2 separate regions of the Homo sapiens genome follow, and region 2 is linked to region 1. A link is an interaction called in ENCODE POLR2A ChIA-PET data of the cell type or tissue named here. Cell type or tissue: GM12878. All regions are shown on one strand. Region 1 overlaps MSL2 (MSL complex subunit 2). Region 2 overlaps STAG1 (STAG1 cohesin complex component).

Evidence for each region. Peaks named below come from ENCODE experiments on the same cell type or tissue, not always from the same donor. Only the 100,000 strongest peaks of a DNase experiment are listed, where the experiment ranks them.
Region 2: POLR2A ChIA-PET joins it to region 1 with 5 read pairs; 2 of 35 experiments call an interaction of 5 or more read pairs at or near these places.

What each region holds. Positions count from the first base shown.
Region 1 is chr3:136,169,017-136,174,016 of GRCh38, reverse strand. All of the region lies in intron 1 of MSL2 (MSL complex subunit 2), which reads left to right. Among named protein-coding and RNA genes, the nearest start is that of MSL2, 25 kb to the left of the region's middle. In GM12878, no CTCF peak of the experiment used is centred here; no DNase peak of the experiment used is centred here; H3K27ac peaks cover 462 bases.
Region 2 is chr3:136,413,021-136,418,020 of GRCh38, reverse strand. It overlaps STAG1 (STAG1 cohesin complex component), which reads left to right. Exons shown (of 34, transcript NM_005862.3): 21 at 49-136. Among named protein-coding and RNA genes, the nearest start is that of PCCB, 170 kb to the right of the region's middle. In GM12878, no CTCF peak of the experiment used is centred here; no DNase peak of the experiment used is centred here.

The sequences.
Region 1 (5,000 bases):
GAGGTCATATTTGAATTGATTTTTGAAGAAGAATTGACCATGCAAGGCAGGAAGAAGGACATTCTAGGAACAGCAAATCATGGAGGATGAGTAAGCATTGCATGTTTTGGAATGGTCAGTGGTGGGTGAGAATGGAGTATGGAGTTCTTGGAGAAAGCTTAGTGAAATGAGATTTGGGGTGGAAGACAGGTAGGTAGGGGCTAGATTCTGGAAGGCCTTATATGTCATTCCAAAGTCTTTGGATTTTAAAGTTCGCTTCAAGGGTTTTCAAGAGAAAGGCATGTAATCAGACTTGTGTTTTAGAAAGATCATATGGTGGCAGTGTGGAAGATGAATTGATTAGGTAAGGCACGGAGATAAGCTAGAAAACTCGAAATTCGGGGTGAACAATGATGAAGGTTGAACTAAGGCAGTAGTAGTCATGCAAATAAAACCTGAAGGGGTGGAATTGGCAGATTTTTATAAACTACATGCAGGGAGAACAATTGGATATGGAATGGAGGTGAAGAGTCTGGGTGGTTTCAAGGTATTTAGTTTGTGAATGAATGATAGTGTCAGTACCAAGAGAATAAGGGATGCAGGAGGAAGACCAGGCTTTTAGGTGGGGATTTATGGGAGATAAAATTTATATTTGCTCATGTTAAGCTTGAATTACCTGTGGGTTGGCAAAAGAGAGATGAGATTCCTAGTAGGCACTTCGATATTGGGTCTGAAGTTCAGGGGAGAAAGATTTGAGTTGGAGATACAGATTCAGAAGTCACCAGTTTATGAACAGTAGTTAAAACAGCTTTATGGGCAATCACTCTAGAAAGAAGTATGTTCCACCTTCTTTTGTTTGTTTGTTTGTTTATTTTGAGACAAAGTCTTGCTCTGTCGCCCAGGCTGGAGTGCAGTGGCGTGATCTCAGCTCACTGCAACCTCTGCTTTCTGGGTTCAAGCGATTTTTGTGCCTCAGCCTCCCAAGTAGCTGGGATTACAGGCGCACACCACCATGCCTGGCTGGTTTTGTATTTTTAGTAGAGGTAGGGTTTCGCCATGTTGGACAGTCAGGTCTTGAACTCCTGACCTCAAGTGATCCTCTTGCCTTGGCCTCCCAAAGTACTGGGATTACAGGTGTGAGCCACTGTGCCCGGCCCCGTAGGTCAGTTTTAAAGTTTGTATGGTGTCATGTCTGTTTCAAAAGGGGAAAAGATTAATGATCCTCATAAGATTCTGAACAACAATTTGTACTTTTTTTTTTATTAGCTCTTGAACTGAAGACGTACACATTTGTATAGTCAGATTCTCAAAGGGGTCTGTGTCAGTAAGGATTACTAAGGATTACTGAAAGGGAGTAAGGAGAGTAGATCCTATTAAGGAAACATGGGAAATACTAAAATTAATGAGGGGACAGAAGAGGATGTAGAGGAGATGACGGAGACAGTGTTAGGGGAGAAAGGAGGAGAGCATTTCAAGGGAAGAATAATGAACCAGAAGTGCCCACTACATTTGGGATTAGCAATTTTTGCCTTTCATTAGAAGACACATTCTGGTGAGAAGCTTCTGCATAGGGAATAACTGGATGGGGAGTTGCTATAGGAAGGAAGGTTGAAGGTGGAAGTGAGAGAGAGGGTATAAATAACATTAGGTATAGGTAACTGGGTGGGGGGAGTATGGGAGGTATGTGAGCCAAAGCATTGGAGGGAGAGGAGGATTTACGTAGGAGGGAAGAAGAAAAGGGTACTGTATGTGTGTATGTGTTGTCGGGGAGTGAGTATGAGTATGATGAGAGGTGGAGAGAGGGAGAATACTTAAATATGTAAACCTTCTGGTAAATTTGGAAGCATGAAAAAATTGACATAAGTAGAAATATTCAAGCTTTCATTGGACTTTATTTTGTCACGTTTATAGAAAATTTCAATATACAGGCCAGGTGCGGTGGCTCACGCCTGTAATCCCAGCCCTTTGGGAGGCCAAGGTGGGTGGATCGCTTGAGCCAGGAGTTGTGGTCCCACCTACGCAGAAGGCTGAGTTAGGAGGATTGCTTGAGCCCCAGGAGGTTGAGGCTACGATGAGCCATGACACTGCACTTCATCCTAAGCGACTGGGCAACAGAGTGGGACCCTGTCTCCAAAAAAAAGAAAAAGTTTCAACATACAAAGTAGAATAAAACTCTCACATACATACCTGTTACCTCAACATGATACCTAGTGAAAATTAATTATACCCAAATGCAAGGCTTTTGATACACCCTTTATAGACCTGGCCATACGTCTTGGAATCATCAAATTTTACAGCTGTGAAAAGAACCTAGATATTTAGTTAATAGCTTTAAGAAACTGAGGGCCAAATCACTTAGGAGCACACTATTAATATATATGACATTGTTTTACTCAAAATTTGTCAGACTTGGACAGTTACAGAATTACTGATTGTAGTGGATGCCATGATGTAATACCCAAATCCCCACTTAAGGCTTAAAGAAATTCATTCTTTTAGCTAGTGGGTGTGCTGCTGAGGCTGTGAGACCTGTCTGGGAATCATCCTTGGCTGAAGAGAGCAACTCATTCATGGTCACATGCTTTCGTTGTGAGTAGTGTGCCTCCAGGTTCTGGTTCATTAAAGTACCTGGCTCCTTGGGCCCAGCATAGGACAACCCTAAGGAGTCATTCAGCTTTAGAGTTTCTTTTGGGTCATCTGAGGCCTTTTTTGTGAGTTCATCCCAGCCACTTCCTTCCTTCCTTTACAAATGATAATCCTGAGAGAAGCTCTTCATAAGTTTTCTGCACACTAACCTGTCCTAAGAGTTTGCATGCCTAGGAATCTGACTTGTAACAGTGACTAACTTTACACTTCCTTTTGATTTGAAACAGCAATGACTTGCTAAATTTTTAAAGATTTAACATGTCTCATTTTCTCATGTTTGTGAGACATACCCAGGTAAATGTTGAGTAATAATATAATGAAAGAAAATGATTACTTTTACAATGCCAAACATACAGAAAACATTCATCATTAGGACATGTTTCGGGATGGAACAGAAAGTAGAATACTTTCTCAAACATATTGAACAAATCTTGGCATATAATTGGCCTCTTTTCCCTCCCATCATTGTTAGGGTTCTGCTACCTCATTTTTACCTCCTTTTATAAATTAAAAAGGTATCCCCCTGCCAGTTTGAGATCAGGCTTGTATTCTTTTTTGGCCTGATTGGAGTTATTTAAAAATATGGACAGGCTGGGCACAGTGGCTCACGCCTGTAATCCCAGCACTTTGGGAGGCTGAGGTGGGCGGATCACGAAGTCAAGAGATCGAGACCATCCTGGCCAACATAGTGAATGTCTCTACTAAAAATACAAAAATTAGCTGGGCATGGTGACGCACGCCTGTAGTCCCAGCTACTCGGGAGGCTGAGGCAGGAGAATCGCTTGAACCCAGGAGGCAGCAGTGAGCCGAGATCACGCCACTGCACTCCAGCCTGGCGACAGAGCGAGACTCCCATCTCAAAAAAAAAAAAAAAAAAAAAAAAGGACAGAGTTTTTTTTCCTTTTGGTCATCCTGTAGAAAATGGAAAGCTGTGAAGTATATTTGAAACAAATATGGTTGGATTGAGTCTTTATGGAAAGGTCTTGTACTTCAGTCACACAGTAGAATGACTATAGTTAACAATGGTTTTTTTTTTTTGAGAGGGATTTTTGCTCTTGTCTCCCAGGCTGGAGTGCAGTAGTGTGATGTCGGCTCACTGTAGCTTCTGCCTCCTGGGCTCAAATGATTCTCCTGCCTCAGCCTCCTGAGTAGATGGGATTACAGGCATGCACCACCACGCCCAGCTAATTTTTGTATATATATATATTTTTAAGTAGAGACGGGGTTTCACCATGTTGGCCAGGCTGGTCGTGAACCCCTGACCTCAGGTGATCTGCCTGCCTCAGCCTCCCAAAGTGCTGGGATTATAGACATGAGCCACCGCCCCGCTGATTTTTTTTTTTTTAATGGAGTCTCTCTGTCGCCCAGGCTGGAGTGCAGTGGCGCGATCCTGGATCACTGCATCTTTCACCTCCTGGGCTCAAATGATTTGTGCCTCAGCCCGAGTAACTGGGATTACAGGCATCTGCCACCACACCTGGCTACTTTTTTATTTTTAGTAGAGATGAGGTTTTACCATGTTGACCAGGCTGGTCTTGAACTCCTGACCTCAAGTGATCAATCCACCTTGGCCTCCCAAAGTGCTGGAGCGTGCCTGGCCAGTTAACCATGATTTATTGTATATTTCAAAACACGTAGAGGCTGGGTGCGGTGGCTCACGCCTGTAATCCCAGCACTTTGGGAGGCCGAGGCAGGTGGATCACCTGAGGTCAGGAGGAGTTCAAGACCACCCTGGCCAACATGGTGAAACCCCGTCTCTACTAAAAATACAAAATATTAGCTGGGCGTGGTGGTGTGCACCTGTAATCCCAGTTACTCAGGAGGTTGAGGCAGGAGAATTGCTTGAACCAGGGAGGCAGAGGTTGCAGTGAGCCCAGATTATGCCACTCCACTGCAGCCTAGGTGACAGAGTGAGACTGCGTCTCAAAAAAAACACAAAAAACAAACAACCCACCAAAACCAATAATAGGAGTGGATTTGGAATGTTCCCAACACAAGGAAATGATAAATGTTTGAGGTGATGGATATTCCAGTTAGCCTCATTTGATTGTTACAGGTTATATGCTTGTCAGAATATCACGTGTACCCCCATACATATGCACAAAAATTATGTACCCGTAACCATTTAAAAAATAAGCACCCCCCCCCCCCCCCCCCCCCGCCAAAACAACAACAACAAAAACAAGCCATGCCCCCATGGTACAGGAAAGATTTGCCTGGCAGAATCCAAGACTACATTCCTGTACAAAATAGTGGAAGATTTTCTGTTTGCAGCGTTTCAGAGTGCCTTTCCAAGATAAAGTGCGCCTCTTGTCATCCATTAAAAATGTTTTGTCATTGCTTAAGTTACCATCCTGTCTTTTGATCAAGAGCCT
Region 2 (5,000 bases), 240 kb before region 1:
ATTTCCTTCCATTCTAGAATAAAACAGATGCATTTTTGTTTATTTCAGTGCACATGATCTCACAAAATGGGATCTCTTTGGTAATTGCTACAGATTATTGAAGACTGGAATTGAACATGGAGCCATGCCAGAACAGGTAGGAGTTTATTGGTATTCCTTCTGTATGACTCTAGAAAGTTGTTTTTCTGAAGTCATATGATTATCAGAAGCCTTTTATAGAAAGTAATTGACGATTCATTAGGGCAGCTGCCTCTTTTGAGAGAATTATTGCTGTAGTAATTAAATGTTATTGATAGGTGTATTATACTGGCTTATGTGTTAAGAGTAGAAAAAACTTTTGCTATAACATATCTTAAAAATTTTACTGTTAAGGTAGACTTTTCTCTATTAGGAGAAATACCATTAATATCTATGGCAGCAATTTTAAAACTTTGGATAATGAAAATTGATGATGGGTATATTCCAGCCGTGTTCTAGGTATTAATCATATTAAGTATGGCTTAGTTTTTATATTAGAACCATAGTTAAATTAACATGGCAGCCTTTAATAGACTTTAGAACTTTGTACACTCATATATACAAGTTAGAGTAGAAGGGGCAGAAATTCAACAAACTTTGCCTAATCTGAAAGAGACTTCAGTAGAATAATTACTCTACTTGATTCAGTATGAGAAAGGAAGGAGTTATTTTGTACACTGCAGATATTCATGTAGACCAAAATATCATCTCCATCATTAAGTGTAGGTAATATTTAGGGGTTATCTCATTCATTTCCATTTGGTAGTATAGAATGCTTAGATGATACCTTATTACTCTAAAGCAGTAAGAATTTCAACAGATACAATAATAATCTTATATTAAAAATTAATCATGGGCTGGGCACAGTGGTTCACGCCTATAATTCCAGCCTTTTGGGAAGCCAAGGCAGGGTGGATCACCTGAGGTCAGAAGTTCGAGACCAGCCTGGCCAACATGGTGAAACCCCATCTCTACTAAAAATAAAAAAATTAGCCAGATGCAGTGGCATGCGCCTGTAGTCCCCAGCTACTTGGGAGGCTGAGGCTGGAGAATCGCTTGAACCTGGGAGACGGAGGTTGGAGTGAGCCAAGATGGTGCCACTGCACTTCAGCCTTGGTGACAGAGTGAGACTCTGTCTCAAAAAAAAAAAAAAAAAAAGTTAATTATGAAAACAGTACTTTATTATTGCTGTGATTAATTCATTTAAATTGCCTAACATTAGTCATTTTCTTGGTCCCTACAAATGTCCCTGATTATATTAGGTGTTTTTATTGTAGTTTGTGAAAAGACACTAAATATTTTACCCTCTCTTTTTTAAAATGTATTGCTGACATCAACTTCCCATCCTCTCTTCATCTCAGACCAGCAACCTAAATAAAATTCACTCATATTTTCAAGCCATGCTTCTAAGTTGAAAGTGAATGAGAGAGTTAAGATATTCTTTTTATCCTTTTCTCCATTTTCTCCAGGGAGAGAATAAGAGTACATCTCTGTTTCATCTACTGTGTCAAAATTTTTAGACTTACTATACCATCATTATTGTGCTAGTACTGACTTGTGACAGCTTCACAGTGTTGTCGTCTTTGTTATTTTGGTTTTCTGTTGCTTATGTTCATTGCATATGTCTTATTTCCTCCATTTTTATTGTTGGATAAAAGTACATACTTATGTGACATTAAAAGTTTTGTGGCTTTAGGGGCTGGGCGCGGTGGCTCACACCTGTAATCCCAGCACTTTGGGAGGCCAAGGTGGGCGGATCACAAGGCCAGGAGTTTGAGACCAACCTGGCCAATATGGCAAAACCCCATCTCTACTAAAAATACAAAAATTAGCCAGGCACGGTGGCGGGCACCTGTAGTCCCAGCTACTCGGGAGGCTGAGGCAGGAGAATCACTGGAACCCAGTAGGTAGAGGTTGCAGTGAGCAGAGATTGTACCACTGCACTCCAGCCTGGGCGATGAGCAAGACTCCGTCTCAAAAAAAAAAAAAGTTTTATGGCTTTAACTTTGTTAATTTCTTGAACACGTATTTTTAACCATGTGTATGAAGTTTGAGTGCATGACTCAAATATGACTAGATTGTACTCTTGTTCATTTTAGCAGCTCTGAGAAATATCTCTTAAGATACTGTTGAAAATACAGAAATTCTGTATTTAACCACTTCTTTTTTGTTTGTTTGTTTGAGACCGAGTCTCGCTCTGTCACCCAGGCTGGAGTACAGTGGCGTGGTCTCAGCTCACTGTGACCTCCGCTTCCTGGGTTCAAGCGATTCTTCCGCCTCGGCCGCCTGAGTAGCTGCGTCACCACGCTGGGCTAATTTTTGGGTTTTAGTGGAGACGAGGTTTCCCCATGTTGGCCAGGCTGTCTTGAACTCCTGACCTCAAGTGACCTGCTTGCCTTGGCTTCCCAAAGTGTTGGGATTTCAGGCATGAGCCACCGCACCCGGCCCTCAACCACTTCTTAATACAACCATGCAAGCTCACTTTTTAAGGTTCCAACTGTGTACTTACAATAAGAATTCAGAGAAAATACCTTTTGGAGCAGGGATACTGAAGAGCTACCAAAATATTTATTACTGTTGACCCTCAGTTGTGCTTAATGTTTTGAAGATACCTTAAAACTGTCTAGCTGTTTGGGGAGATTATATTAGCTATATGTTTGACTTTTTTGTTTGTCTTTTGTTTTTTTTTTATAATAACCAATTCAACTAGAAGTTCCTAGTTCCTTCCTTCACTGAATTGTTACACAAGCAGACCTCATTTTATTGTGCTTTGCTTTATTGCGTGGTTTTTTTCAAATTGAAGGTTTGTGGCAACCCTGCATCAAGCAAGGCTATCAGTGCCATTTTCCCAACAGCATATGCTGACTTAGTGTTTCTGTGTCACATTTTGGTAAATCTTGGTTATTTCAGACTTTTTCATTAGTATTAAATCTGCTATGGTGATTGGTGATCAGTAATCTTTGATGTTCTATTGTAATTGTTTTGGGGCACCATGAACTGTACCCACATAAGATGGTGGACCTAATCCATCAATGTTATGTGTGTTTTGACTGCTCCATTGACAGGCCCTTCCCTGATCCCTTTCCCTCACAGGCCTCCCTATTCCCTGAGACAAAACAATATTGAAATTAGGCCACTTAATAACTCTACAATGTTCCTTAATGTTCAAGTGGAAGAGTCACACTTCTCTCATTTTTCATGACTGTTAACACAACAGAAGTAATTTTTACTTTCAAGCCTTAATTATTTAAGAAAAAACATTGCATAAGCCTTGTGGCTGCCATAGAAAGTGACTCTGTTGATGCATCTGGGCAAGAAAATTGAGAAACTTCTGGGAAGGATTCACCATTCTAGATACCATTAAGAAATTAGTGATTCATGGGAGGAGGTCCAACTATCAACATTAACAGGAGTTTGGAAGAAGTTGATATCAGTGTTCATGGATGACTTTGAGGGGTTAAGACAAGTGGAGGAAGTCACCCAGATGTAGTGGAGATAGCAAGAGAGCTAGAATTAGAAGTGGAGCCAGAAAATTTGCCTGAGTTGCTGCTATCTCCTGCTCAAACTTGAAGAGATGAGGAGTTAATTCTTACGGATGAGCAATGAAAGAGATGGTATTTAGTCCTAGTGAAGATGCTGTGAACATTGTTAAAATGACAACGAAGGATTTAGGATATTACATAAACTTAGTTGATAAAGCAGTGACAAGGGTGGGAGAGGGTTGTCTCCAGTTTTGAAAGAAGGTCTGTGGAGAAAATGTTGTCAAACAGCATCACATGCTACAGAGAAATCTTTTATGAAAGGAAGAATCAATTGATGCAGCAAACTTCACTGTCATCTTGAGAAATTGCCATAGTCACCCCAACCTTCAACAACGACCCTGTTAAGTCAGCAGCCATCAACATTTCAAGCAAGACCCTCCACCACTGAAAAAATTATGACTCACTGAAGAGTCAGGTGATCATTAGCATTTTCTAGCAATAAAGTATTACATTTTTTAGTTAAGCTATGTACATTGTTTTTTCAGACATAATGCTATTGCACACTTTTATATGCACTGCGAAACCAAAGGTTTTGTGACTTGCTTTATTACAATATTTGCTTTTTTGTGATGGTCTGGGAGTAAACTTGCGCTATATTCAGGGTACACCTATGTATTTGTATATTTTTTCTCCTCCTAGTGATTTATCTTTTATCATATCAGTACTGTTTTAACCATAGTAGTTTTAGAATATGTGGAAGACTGACCAGGCATGGTGGCACACACCTGTAATCCAAGCATTTTGGGAGACTGAGGCAGGCAGATCACATAAGACCAGAAGTTCGAGACCAGCCTGGCCAATATGGCAAAATGCTGCCTCTACTAAAAATACAAAATTAGCTGGGCATGGTGGCACATGTCTGTAATTTCAACTACTCGGGAGGCTGAGTCAGGAGAATCGCTTGCACCTGGGAGGCAGAGGTTGCGGTGAGCCAAGATCACGCCATTGCACTCCAGCCTGGGCAACAAGAGCAAAACTCCATCTCAAAAAAAAATAATAATAATAATATGTGGCAGATCAAAAAGAAATTACGTATTCTAATAATTTTTTAAAATAAATTTAAAAAACAATCAAATTATAGACATGTTACAGAAAATTCACCTAATCCATTTTCAATATTTTCCCAGATTTCCGCACTTAGACACTATGTATATATAATATATATTGTATACGATATATATTGTATACGATATGTAATATACGATATATATTATATATAGTATACATTATATAAATTATATATAATATATAATGTGTGTGTTACACATGTTAATATGCATATATAAAATATATATTAGGCCAGGCAAGGTGGCTCACACTTGCAATCCCAGCACTTTGGTAGACCGAGGTGGGTAGATCACTTGAGGTCAGGAGTTCGAGACCAGCCTGGCCTACATGGCAAAACCCTGTCTGTACTAAAAATACAAAAAAGTAGCCAGG